Linked DNA regions of Homo sapiens: region 2 is linked to region 1. The links are chromatin loops, found by intact Hi-C in ENCODE. Cell type or tissue: PC-9. All regions are shown on one strand. Links, peaks and the distances in the headings refer to the core of each region. The heading gives the core; the rest is flanking DNA.

Evidence for each region. A loop is a pair of places that touch in the nucleus more often than their neighbours do. Peaks named below come from ENCODE experiments on the same cell type or tissue, not always from the same donor. Only the 100,000 strongest peaks of a DNase experiment are listed, where the experiment ranks them.
Region 2: a loop joins it to region 1, with 9 times the contacts of the local background. A loop is called at or near these places in 3 of 110 quality-filtered maps.

The regions. Positions count from the first base shown.
Region 1 is chr22:41,516,499-41,519,400 of GRCh38, reverse strand. ACO2 (aconitase 2) reads right to left here. Exons shown (of 18, transcript NM_001098.3): 7 at 1,770-1,874; 8 at 829-920. Among named protein-coding and RNA genes, the nearest start is that of POLR3H, 27 kb to the left of the region's middle. In PC-9, for the core only: CTCF peaks have their summits at 1,266 and 1,466 (motif pointing right); a DNase peak (open chromatin) is centred at 1,650; H3K27ac peaks cover 673 bases.
Region 2 is chr22:41,254,577-41,257,478 of GRCh38, reverse strand. RANGAP1 (Ran GTPase activating protein 1) reads left to right here. Exons shown (of 16, transcript NM_002883.4): 8 at 655-768; 9 at 1,189-1,288; 10 at 1,374-1,458. Among named protein-coding and RNA genes, the nearest start is that of MIR6889, 3.0 kb to the right of the region's middle. RefSeq lists enhancers at 15-558, 559-1,102. In PC-9, for the core only: a CTCF peak has its summit at 1,101 (motif pointing left); a DNase peak (open chromatin) is centred at 988; H3K27ac peaks cover 1,278 bases.

The DNA of each region.
Region 1 (2,902 bases), core at 228-2,727:
ATGAATTCATTCAATCCTCACGACTGCTGTAGGTTCCACACGTGATGGAGCAAGGGGCCTACAGAGGCTAAGTGCGTGACCAAGGCCACACAACTTAAGTGGCAGAGCCGAGGTGTGAACTCCTGCAGACGGGATCCTCTAGCCTGCCCTTCCTCTGGCTCTGCAAACACCTGCTCTGATCTGTGCGTCTCAGGGTGCCTAACCCTGCTGGGATTTGCCCTCTGAACTCAGATAACAAAAACCCTTCAGGGTGAAACCTTGGCTTCTCCTAAAGCTGAGCTGGTGGCAAACTGACATCCACTTCTGGTTCAGCAGCCAGAGCTACCTCTGCTCTCCCCGTGGCTGTGTCTCCCCCCTCCCCACCCACTGCTCCAGGCTGCTTCAGGAAGCAGTTTGCAGGAACACTGGGGACCCAGGGGCCCACGAGTCACCCTGAGGTTTTTCTTGTTTTGTTTTTGAGACAGTGTCGCTCTGTCGCCCAGGCTGGAGTGCAGTGGTGCGATCTCGGCTGACTGCAACCTCTGCGTCCCGGGTTCAAGCGATTATCTTGCCTCAGCCTCCTGAATAGCTGGGATTATAGGCACATGGCACTATGCCGAGCTAATTTTTGTATTTTTTTTTTTTTTTTTAGTAGAGACGGGGTTTCACTATGTTGGACAGGCTGGTCTTGAACTGCTGACCTCAACTGACCCACCTGCCTTGGCCTCCCAAAGTGCTGGGATTACAGCTGTGAGCCACCACCCGGCCCTCAGTGAGTATTTAGGCAGGACCCGCCCTGCTCCCCACTACTCTCAGAAACTTCTTGAACCCAGTTAATTGTCTCCTCACCTCACTGAGGTTAATTTCAATTAGTTGGTCATAATGGCAGCCAGGGTCAGGCACCAAGTGATCCTTGAATTCATCAGCTAGATTGGCAATGTCTGAAATCAACAAGGGACGGGGATGGAGCACGTGAAACATAAACTGTTCTTGAGAGTTCACTCACCACCCACCTGAGCACCTGCCAAACACCAGGCCCACCCTGGGCACTGACTAGGCCAATGAAGAAACCAAGGCTGCTGTCTCTGCCCTTACAGAGCTCACACCCTAGTGCAGGAGCTGTCAGGGACACGGAGACACAGAGGAGGAGCGCCAGCTAAGGTTCAGAGCCGGGGAGGGTGTCCTGGAAGTGAAGAGCTGGGTTTTGAAGAAGCAGTCACTCAATAAGGAAAGGGAGGAGCCTTCCAAGGATTCCACGTGCTTACGGCTCTCCCCATGGCCCCTGGTCTCTGGCTCCTCGTTCACTCCCACAACGCACCACCCTTCACAGGTGCCAATGCCCTCTGAGCTCCAAAGAAGCCAGGCTAGAGCCTCAGGGAAGTTGTCAGGGGAGGCTGGGAAAGTGGTTCTCCTTCCAAATGTTCCCCTGCTAGGTCAGGAATTATCAACAGAAGCGATCCATGTCATTTCCGGAGTTTCCTGTAGGGGGCAGCAGGGACCAGGCCGAGAAGGGCGGGCATTCAGCCACCTTCCAGGGAAAATGAAATGCCCATCCTGAGGTGGGGCTATCTTGAACTCAGATGCCAGGCCCTTTGAGAAGCTGGAGAGAGCTCCAGACAATCTACTCAGAAACATATTGCACCTCTTCAGGGCTTTCTCAGAGCCTCGGACGCCTGTCTGGAGACAATGGGTTAAGAACCCCTGCCCTACAGGGAAAGGCATAGCTCTGTCTTGGGGAGGAGCGGGCATGTGACTGTTCCACCCACACGGGCCTGCCCCTGCCAGCTCACCTTCCCGGCCGGTCTTGCTCAGGTACTTCTTCATCCTGTGGTTGTAAGGGAACACGGAAGTGGTGGCCCCAATTTCTGCACCCATGTTGCAGATTGTCGCCATGCCTGTGGAGCAACAGAGCCCCGGGCATTGGCTGGTGGCCGGGCCAGGGTCCCACACACCTGCTACGCGGCCACCTGCATCTTCACACCAGGGAGCTGCATTGCTTCTCCTCCCACTCAGAGAGATGTGGTGACAGCGGGCCGACTCATCCCTTGAGGCCCTGGGTAAAAACCTGGGCCGGTGAGGGGAGGCCATGGGGATCAGAGCTCAGGGCCCCAGCTCAGGGTGGCTGCTGGGTAGAATGAAGAGGACTCAGGTGAAGATTCAGCCCCCACACACTGAGCTGCGAGCTTGGGGCCTGACTGTCGCCCAAGAGATTGAACAGGCACCACGTACTGTAGGCTGACCTGACCAGACACTGCCCAGTTGCTATTCTTTTTGGCAGGGGAGGAACTGGCTCAGAGAGATTCAAGGTCATGCCATAAAGCACATAAAGGTAGATGCTGACATTCGGATCTTGGTCTGTCTGCCTGGTGGCCTGCCCTCCTTCAGCCATACCATGGTGGAGACACTTTTCTGTGTCTCAAGTTTTCCAGTGATGGAGGCCGAGGTGGGTGGATCACCTGAGGTCAGGAGTTTGAGACCAGCCTGGCCAACATGGTGAAAACCCATCTCTACTAAAAAAAAATACAAAAAAAATTAGCCAGGCATCATGGTGCACACCTGTAATCCCAGCTACTCAGGAGGCTGAGACCGGAGAATTGCTTGAACCCAGGAGGCGGAGGTTGTAGTGAGCCGAGATTGCACCACTGCATTCCAGCCTGGGCGACAGAGTTAGACTCTGTCTCAAAAAACAAGAACAAAAACAAAAACTGAAATGATACACACTGTCTGGACCACAAAGCGTCACAGAACTGGTGGGGCTCACAGGTACTGCAGCTGCTACCAGGCCACCTGCCTCAGGAGCCACTAGGACGGAGGTATGGGCCTGTTACCAACGTCCTGACTGAGCAGTCCCGTGGCAGGAGTGAGCCCCCATCACTGCAGGGGAACCAGAGTTCTGCAGGGCTGCCAGGGAGCCCAGGCAGGC
Region 2 (2,902 bases), core at 135-2,634, 260 kb after region 1:
TGTGCCTGGCCCAGCAGCTGTTTTTTGAGTCCCCATTTAGTGCTTGGCTTTGTACCAAGTGCAGGCCACATGGGGTTGAGCCAAAGACCCCGCCTTCAGGGAGACCCTAGCTCAAGGAGGGAAGGAAGCTGCCAGTGGTAACAGTGCTGGGCTCTGAACGCAGTGGCTTCTTGGCTGCCAGGGTCCCGTGGCCCCACAGAAGGCTAGTCCGGCTGCCTGTGTGTTAGCAGAGATGTGTGCAGGTGTTGGGGAACACGCCAGAAGGAAGTTCAAATCAGACTTAGGGCAGGCTTCCTGGAAGAGATCACATTTTGGCTAAGTTGTATAGGGCAAGTGGTCTTTCTCTGGACAGAGGGTGGGGGATGGGTGTTTCAGGCAGAGGGATCAGCTTACGTGTGGAAGACCCGGATGCTCAGCAGGAACCTTGCTTGGTTGGTCTCAGGAAGAGTTCTGGCCGTAACATGGGGAGGGGTGGAGGAGGTTTGGCCAGGGGCCCAGAGGCCAACAAGTAGAAGACGGCAAAGCTGGTGACTTGCAGAGGAGGACAGTGTGTGGTGGCTGGCTTGGGATGTGACCGTGTGGGGCCCCCGGGGCTTGCTGAGGGCTGGGGTGTGGTCTGCACCCTCACTCTGGACCCTTGCTTCCCCCTCACAGACCTTGAAGACCTTGCGGCAGGTGGAGGTGATTAATTTTGGGGACTGCCTGGTGCGCTCCAAGGGTGCAGTTGCCATTGCAGATGCCATCCGCGGCGGCCTGCCCAAGCTAAAGGTGCCAGCCTGGACGCCTGACGTCCTCCCTCTGGGGTCTGTGGGTGGTGGGGCGGCTGGGGGCACAGGGGTCTGGTCTGAAGGCAGGTGGGCCTGTGTCCATATCCCAGCTCCTCCACTTCGGGCCCTGTGATGCTGTGTGAGCCTCCACACCCCTCTGAGCCATGGTTTCTTCATTTCTAAAGCGGGAGGCAGGGAGTGGTGTACATCACTGTCTTGTGATTTAAGTAAACACAGTACGTGACTCATCGTTGGCTGCAGGGCATTATTTTTGTTGTTGGTGTTATTCTTCCTGCCCACTTTGCCCCACCTGGAGGACAGAGCCTGCCATATCCTCACTTGGGGAAACTGAGGCTTAGAGTAGAACCTGGTGTCCTGGCCCGGGTTTCTGCCTGCCTCCAACCCTTCCTCTTATTTTCAGGAGCTGAACTTGTCATTCTGTGAAATCAAGAGGGATGCTGCCCTGGCTGTTGCTGAGGCCATGGCAGACAAAGCTGAGCTGGAGAAGCTGGACCTGAATGGTAGTCGGATGGGGGAGGCCTCTGCACAGGTCTGCTAGGCTGGCCCTGGCACCCCGGCTGACTGCTCTTCCCTCCCCTTGAGCAGGCAACACCCTGGGAGAAGAAGGCTGTGAACAGCTTCAGGAGGTGCTGGAGGGCTTCAACATGGCCAAGGTGCTGGCGTCCCTCAGGTAGGGAACTCGGGGTGGCCCCAGAGGTCGGGGTCAGGCCATTCCTTTCTTTCTTTCTTTTGTTCTTGAGATGGAGTCTTGCTCTGTTCCCCAGGCTAAAGTACAGTGGCGTGATCTCGGCTCACTGCAGCTTCCACCTCCTGGGTTCAAGTGATTCCCCTGCCTCAGCCTCCCAAGTAGCTGGGATTACAGGCACCCACCACCACACCTGGCCCCTTTATTTGTTTCTACTTGTATTTATTCAGAAACGTTGGGTGCACTCCTGTTACGTACTAGGTCATACACTAGGCATCAGGGCTATAAGGATGGGACAGTCAGGGCTTCTGTCTCGTGGGGTGGAGACAGAATGAGTTGTCCGTTCAACAGAGGAGCTCGTACGGGCTGAGCGGGGCCACCCTGTAGAGTGGTGGAGTTGGGGAGGCCTCTGAAGGGGTGAGGCCAGATCTCATCCTGATGTGGTGGGGCCTGGGGAGTGATGGGGGTGGGAGGTGGGGGCAGCCAGAAGGGGCTGCACTCGGGATTGTTCTTAAGACGCTGACTCTAGAAAGGAAGAGACCATGGGGCCTGGGGAGTCTACCTGGAGGTGAAGGTGGGTGGCCGGGGAGTGGCCATCTCCTGGATCCAAGTCCGGTTGGGCCATCAGCATCGGGCTCCCTGTGCCCCTCGCATCTCCAAGTCGGCCTCATTCGTGTGTCAGATACTCAGTCGTGTCTCCTCGGTGCTAGGCCCTGAGCTGAGGCTAGGAACTGGGGACTCCGAGGTGGGCTGAACCTCACAGGTCCCACTGTCCCTGGGAAATGGTCCAGCCTTCCTATGGGGCAAGGACACCCCTACTCTTCTTCCTCCCCCACACCTGTAGCTTCCTGAGGTCATGTGGATGTGGGCGCCCCTGCCCTGGCATCTCAACCTGGGCAGTGTTCCTGCCAAGCCCTGGGCTCTAGGTGTGACAAAGCTGTCTTCGTTTTCTGTCTCTCCATGAAACCTGGGGCTCCTTGAGGACAGGGACAAGATCTGATTTTTTTTTGTTTTTTTTTTTTGTTTTTTTGTGGGGGATGGAGTCTCGCTCTGTTGCCCAGGCTAGAGTGCAGTGGCACAATTTCGGCTCACTGCCAGCTCCGCCTCCAGGGTTCACGCCATTCTCCTGCCTCAGCCTCCTGAGTAGCTGGGACCACAGGCGCCCGCCACCACACCCGGCTAATTTTTTGTATTTTTAGTAGAGACGGGGTTTCACCACGTTAGCCAGGATGGTCTCGATCTCCTGACCTCATGATCCACCCACCTCGGCCTCCCAAAGTGCTGGGATTACAGGCATGAGCCACCGCGCCGGGCCGATCTTATTTTTTTGTGTCCACAGCATGGATTTCCCTGGTGATCCACCTGCCCCTGCCCTGGGAGCAGGTGCTCCCACCCCACCAGGCTCTCTCCCTCCTGGCTGAGGTGAGGT